Linked DNA regions of Homo sapiens: region 1 is linked to region 2. Evidence: read pairs that join two places in POLR2A ChIA-PET (ENCODE). Cell type or tissue: PC-9. All regions are shown on one strand. Links, peaks and the distances in the headings refer to the core of each region. The heading gives the core; the rest is flanking DNA.

Evidence for each region. ChIA-PET counts read pairs that join two places held together with the same protein. Peaks named below come from ENCODE experiments on the same cell type or tissue, not always from the same donor. Only the 100,000 strongest peaks of a DNase experiment are listed, where the experiment ranks them.
Region 1: POLR2A ChIA-PET joins it to region 2 with 11 read pairs; 5 of 35 experiments call an interaction of 5 or more read pairs at or near these places.

What each region holds. Positions count from the first base shown.
Region 1 is chr2:231,965,878-231,968,792 of GRCh38, reverse strand. All of the region lies in intron 1 of DIS3L2 (DIS3 like 3'-5' exoribonuclease 2), which reads right to left. Among named protein-coding and RNA genes, the nearest start is that of DIS3L2, 5.6 kb to the right of the region's middle. In PC-9, for the core only: no CTCF peak of the experiment used is centred there; no DNase peak of the experiment used is centred there.
Region 2 is chr2:232,294,659-232,297,573 of GRCh38, reverse strand. The region is part of intron 13 of DIS3L2 (DIS3 like 3'-5' exoribonuclease 2); the gene reads right to left. Among named protein-coding and RNA genes, the nearest start is that of ALPP, 83 kb to the left of the region's middle. In PC-9, for the core only: no CTCF peak of the experiment used is centred there; a DNase peak (open chromatin) is centred at 1,403.

The DNA of each region.
Region 1 (2,915 bases), core at 275-2,774, 330 kb after region 2:
AAACATTGACAGTTTTCTTAAAGGTTAAGCATATACCTATTATATGATCCAGCCATTCTACTCCTAGGTATTTAACCAAGAGGAATAAAAACATATGTCCATACAAAGCCTTGTAAACAAAATTTTTATAGAAGCCTTATTTGTTAATAACTAAAATTGGAAACAACCAACATGTCCATTGGTAGGTAAATGTATTAATAAACTGAGGTACATCCATACAATGCAATATTACTCAGCAATAAAGAGGAATCAGCTACTAATACACTTAACAACAGGGATGACTCTCAATTATGCTGAGTGAAAGAAGGATAACTACATATTGTGTGGTTCCATTTATATAAAATAAGAGGAAATTCTAGGAAATGAAAGTTAATGTACAGTGATAAAAACATCAGTTAGGCCAAGCGCAGTGGCTCACGCCTGTAATCCCAGCACTTGGGAGACCGAGGCGGGCGGATCACGAGGTCAGGAGATCAAGACCATCCTAGCTAACACAATGAAACCCCGTCTCTATTAAAAATACAAAAATTAGCTGGGCATGGTGGCAGGTGCCTGTAGTCCCAGCTACTGGGGAGACTGAGGCAGGAGAATGGTATGAACCTGGGAGGCGAAGCTTGCAGTGAGCCAAGATCATGCCACTGCACTCCAGCCTGGGTGACAGAGCAAGACTCTGTCTCAAAAAAAAAAAAAAAAAATCAGTTATCTGGGATAGGGATCAGGGAGCCAGGGGTATGAAAACAGCTTTGGGCATAATAGATATGATCAATGTCCTGTTTGTGATGATAGTCTTACAAGTACACACATATGTCAAAACTTAACAAACTGTACACTTTAGAGTTTATAACCTGTCAACTATACCTCAATAAATCAGTCTTAAATCAATCAAATAAATTTTTTAAATAAATCAAAAAAATATGGTCTTAACCAATAATAATCCTACACAACACAAATTGGGCCCTAATTCATTTATTAAAAATTGTTTTTTGTTAATAAGACATATTTCAGTCATAAAACTTATAAGGCATCCTTACTTGCAAACTATTATAAAAGACTGATTTGAACTGGCAAAAATTCAGTGAAACATAAAGAAAATAAATGCATTATTTCAACAAAAAAATCTCAGAACAATTCTTTTTTTCATTTACAAAACTTAACTAAAATTAAAAAGAAACATGTAAATTTCTGACCTTGTTTAATACTGTGCCATAAGTAAAAGGATTAAACAAAAATAATAATAGCTCCTTCTTGGTATAACTGTTGCTAGAGTTTTGCATTCAACCTTTTAAAAGTGATTAAAGCTAACAGTGGCAGACATCAGAGAAAAAGGCAACTATTTCCCATGTGGAAAGCTGGTCCCTAAAAAAATGAAGTTAAACAGAAATGTTTGGGGCTTCTCTCTGAATCCCTCAGCATCTAGATAATCACCACAAACTTCTCCTCACCAAAGCCTAATGGGAAATAGAAACAATCCAATTTCATTAGAGGAGGACCAAAAAGGAACTTATAATGCAGAATTCTTCAATTAGCATTATATAACTTCCTGCCTCATCCGGTTTGGGTCACACAACCTCTCCGTGTCTACCAGACACTCCACCAATACTTTACTGAGGGCAGGGTACTTCATCAGCCCTTCTCCCCTCATGATTTCATCAGAGATAATTTCAAGGTACTTTGCACCACATGAAGTCCCTTCCTACCAGTGTGACCAGTGTCTCATCTGTCATCATTAGTACATCCCAGAGGCAGCCTGTTATTAGGGCAAGAAAGAAATCAAAAGTAGGTGGACTAACAGTTGACTAAACTTCATCAAGTCTTGCCTCAACATAACTGGTCACGTAATAACTACTCTAAGGCATCAAGTTCTTGCTATGGTTCCAAATAAAATACCTTCTATACGAAAAACCCTTCAAATCCTTCTACTTCATGTTACATGACAAAAAGGAGCATCTTCTGCCATTCTACCACCACTCTCAGTTTAATAAAGACAACAAGATTTCTGGGATGGGCACAGTGATTCATGCCTGTAACTCCAATATTTGAGAGGCTGAGGCAGGAGGATCACTTGAGGCCAAGAGTTTCAGACAAGCCTGAGCAACATAGCAAGACCCTGTCTCCACAAAAAAAAAAAAAAAAAAAAAAAAAAAAAAAAAATGTTTTTTAACTAGCTGGGCATGGTGGCTCATGCCTGTAGACCCAGCTACTCAAGAGGCTCAGGTGGGAAGATCACTCGAGCCTGGGAGTTCAAGGTTACAGTGAGCTATGATCACACTACTGCACTCCAGCCTGGGCAGCAGAGTGAGATTCTGTCTCAAAAAGGCCAGGCACAGTGGCTCAGTGGCTCACGTCTGTAATCCCAGCACTTTGGGAGGGCAAGGCGGGTGGATTGCTTGAGGTCAGGAGTTTGAGACCAGCCTGGCCAACATGGTGAAACCCCGTCTCTACTTAAAATACAAAAAATTAGCCAGGCGTGGTGGCGTGAGCTTGTAGTCCCAGCTACTCACGAGGCTGAGGCTGGAGAATCACTTCAGCCCACAAGGCGGAGGTTGCAGTAAGCTGAGATCGTGCCACTGCACTCCAGCCTGGGCAACAGAGTAAGTCTCTGTCTCAAAAAAAAAAAAAAAGAAGAAGAAGAAGAATTCTGGTCAAGTCTCCACTCCCTGACATCAGCAAAAATGGTATCGATGGCCAGACCTCAGAGGGATCTATCCACTCATTCCAGGCCCAGTTTTACTTTTACTCATGCTCAATAGCATTTCATGAAACTCCTTCTGTAAAACAAAAACTTTTTGAAGGATAAAATAAAAGGACAGGCTGGGCATGGTGGCTTACATCTATAATCCCAGAACTTCGGGAGGTTGAAGCAGGAGGATCGCCTGAGCCCAGAAGGTCGAGGCCACAGTAAGCCGTGATCTCAC
Region 2 (2,915 bases), core at 227-2,726:
TTTCCTCCTTATTTTATGACTGGTGATTCTTACAGAATTCTAAGCCCTCCTGGGTTTCCTGTGTCTTTTGGTCCCAGTTTTCTGGACAGCTGGTCTTAGCTGAGTGTCTTATGCCTGTCCTACTAGCCACTAGACCCAAGAAGTATAGTATTCAGCTTCTCAATCAGTATCTAAGCATCCTTCTTGCTCCCTTATCATGAAAGGTGTCACTGGGTCAGAGAGGACTTAGCCACTGGGCTGGCACAGGCATGCAAGGGAGATGAGCTGGCAAGGCAGGCTGCACGTAGGAGTGTGTGAACTTCACTTCACCAGAAGAGAGAAGCCATGGCAGGTTTCAGGGCAGAAAGACCAGCTCTGATGGTCAGGTAGAGAAGGGCTGAAGTGAGAGAGGGCATAGAGAAATGCCTTAGAGGGGGCTGCTGCAGTAGCCCAATGAGATGATGAGGATTTGGCTTACGGAGGTGCAGTGGCGTTGGAGACAGCTAAGAGACAAGACTTGGAAGTACATACACATCTAATTATGTGCCAGTAACATCTGGCATCTGCCTCCCAGACCCCACACAATGCTGTGGTGACCAGCACTTAGTCCTTAGTCATGAAGGAACTATGGGAAATCTAATTGCAGGGGGAGTCTCAAAGTCAGGAAACTATGTTCACACCAACTCAACAATAAGGCAAGTCAGCAGAGGTGGTGATAGGGTAGGGGAGAGAGAGGACTGGAACAGAAGAGCAGTCATGTTTACTAAATGGAGGACTCACATTTATTGAATGCCTACTGTATTAGTCTGTTCTCACACTGCTAATAAATACATACCTGAGACTGGGTAATTTATAAAGGAAAGAGGTTTAATGGACTCACAGTTCCACATGGCTGGGGAGGCCTCACAATCATGGTGGAAGGCAAAGGAGAAGCAAAGGCAAGTCTTACGTGGCGAGAGGCAAGAGGGCTTGTGCAGGGAAACTCCCATTTACAAAACCATCAGATCCTGTGAGGCTTATTCACTACCACGAGAACAGCACAGGGAAAGCCCACCCCCATAATTCAATTACTTCCCACTGGGTCCCTCCCACAACATGAGGGATTACTAAAATTCAAGGTGAGATTTGAGTGGGGACACAGAGCCAAACCATATCACCTACCAAGTAAAGGCTTTCCTTTATCCTGACAAAAACCACTTAAATTAGGTATTGCTATTTCCTTTAAACAGATGAGGAACTTGAGGCTGAGAAAGATTAAGTAGTTTGAGCAAACCACAATTAGAACTGGAATTTTAACCAAAATCCATGCTCCTTTCACCTCACCAGCATTACAGGACTTGGTGATGGTCTGGAGATAAAGTCAGTGAGAGAGGGAAGAGTCAACAAGTGTTCAGGATTCTCTGGCTCAGGCTGCAGGGCAGATGCTATTGCTACTCACCCTGACAAGGAAGAAAAACAGGTTTGGGAGAAGAGTTTGAGTTCAATCTGAGATTGCGGATTCTAACATACCTGGGAGGCATCTAGTGGAGATGGCCAGTAGGCTGCTGAACATACAGTTCTGAAGTTTATAAGCAAGATTGTAACCTGAAGGGATAAGAGAGCCCTGGATAGAATCCTGAGAAACACCTGTATTTAAGAGCTGGACAACAGAAACTGGGGAGTGGCTATGGAGTTCTGAGTTCTGACATTATAGAAGCCAAAGAGAGAACATGCCTCAAGGAGGGCATAGTCAGCAGCGTTAAATCCTTCTAAGAGGTCAAGTAACAGAGAACATTCCCAAACAAGGAATCCTTTGGATCTATCAGAAAAGACTCTTGCAGGGAGTGCTGGGGGCAGAGATCGGGGTGACAGGTTGAAAAACGAATAGAAAGCCAGGAAATGGCAATCATGAGTGAATACAACTCTTTTAGCAAATTAGACAGTGCTAGGGAAGAGGCAAGATTCATGAAATGGAATGGGAAAGGATGAGAGGATGTGAGAGTGTACTGAAGGTGTTTGAAGGGAGTATATTTAAAGATGACAGAGACTTGTTTCAATGCTGACAGGAAGAAGGCACTATGGATGGTGGAGTAGAAGACATTAAGAGAGACAGAGAGAACTGCAGATTCAAGGTCTCTGAGATGACAAGGGATTGGATCCAACACAAAAGTGGAACCCCTTTCTTGGCTGCAAGAGGAAGGAAGATGGGCAGCGATAACAGTAAGATCTGTGGATTGGGCAGGGGGGATTTAGAATGTCCTAGTATGATTTTTTAGGTTCTTTCCTGAAAATTAGGACACAAATTATCTGCAAAGAATGGGGAGTGTGATGGGGGAAGGAGTTTGAGGAAAGTGATGAAGGTTTGAAATTGCTCCTTTGGAGAATAGGAAAAACAGTTGACCTGGGCAGAGCATAAGGATTGCCAGGGAGTATTGCCAGGGAGTATTCGGAGGCCACAGGATCTGAAGTTACTGTAGCAAGCATCTGTCCCACTGTTAATTTTTTTCTAGCAACTTAGACATTAGTGTGAAGAAAGTTAGGTTGGTCCAAGCTGAATATCTGCCAGGAAGGTATGAGGGAAGAATAAGGGGGTAAGGGAGTGGAGATACAATACGGCAGCATATGGACCAGGAGACCTACGGGGGAACAGGAAGGAAATAAATGGGAAAGAGGCTGATGGGAAGAAAACAGAAGGAAGCGGCTGGGTGACAGATGTCTGGAATGGAGCTAATATTTATTAAGCACGTCCTCTGTCCTAAGCATCTCTCACGCTGATCTTATTTAATCCTCGCAAGAGCCCTGCAAAGCCGGTTCCTACCTCTATGTTACAGGAGAGTTTATTAAGTATTTGGCCCAAATTACCAAGTAAGTGGCACAGCTGAAGTATGGTCCATGTTGCTAATCACTGGGTGTAGTGTCTGAGAGGTCAAGGAGAGGAGTGTGGGAGTCACTGGATA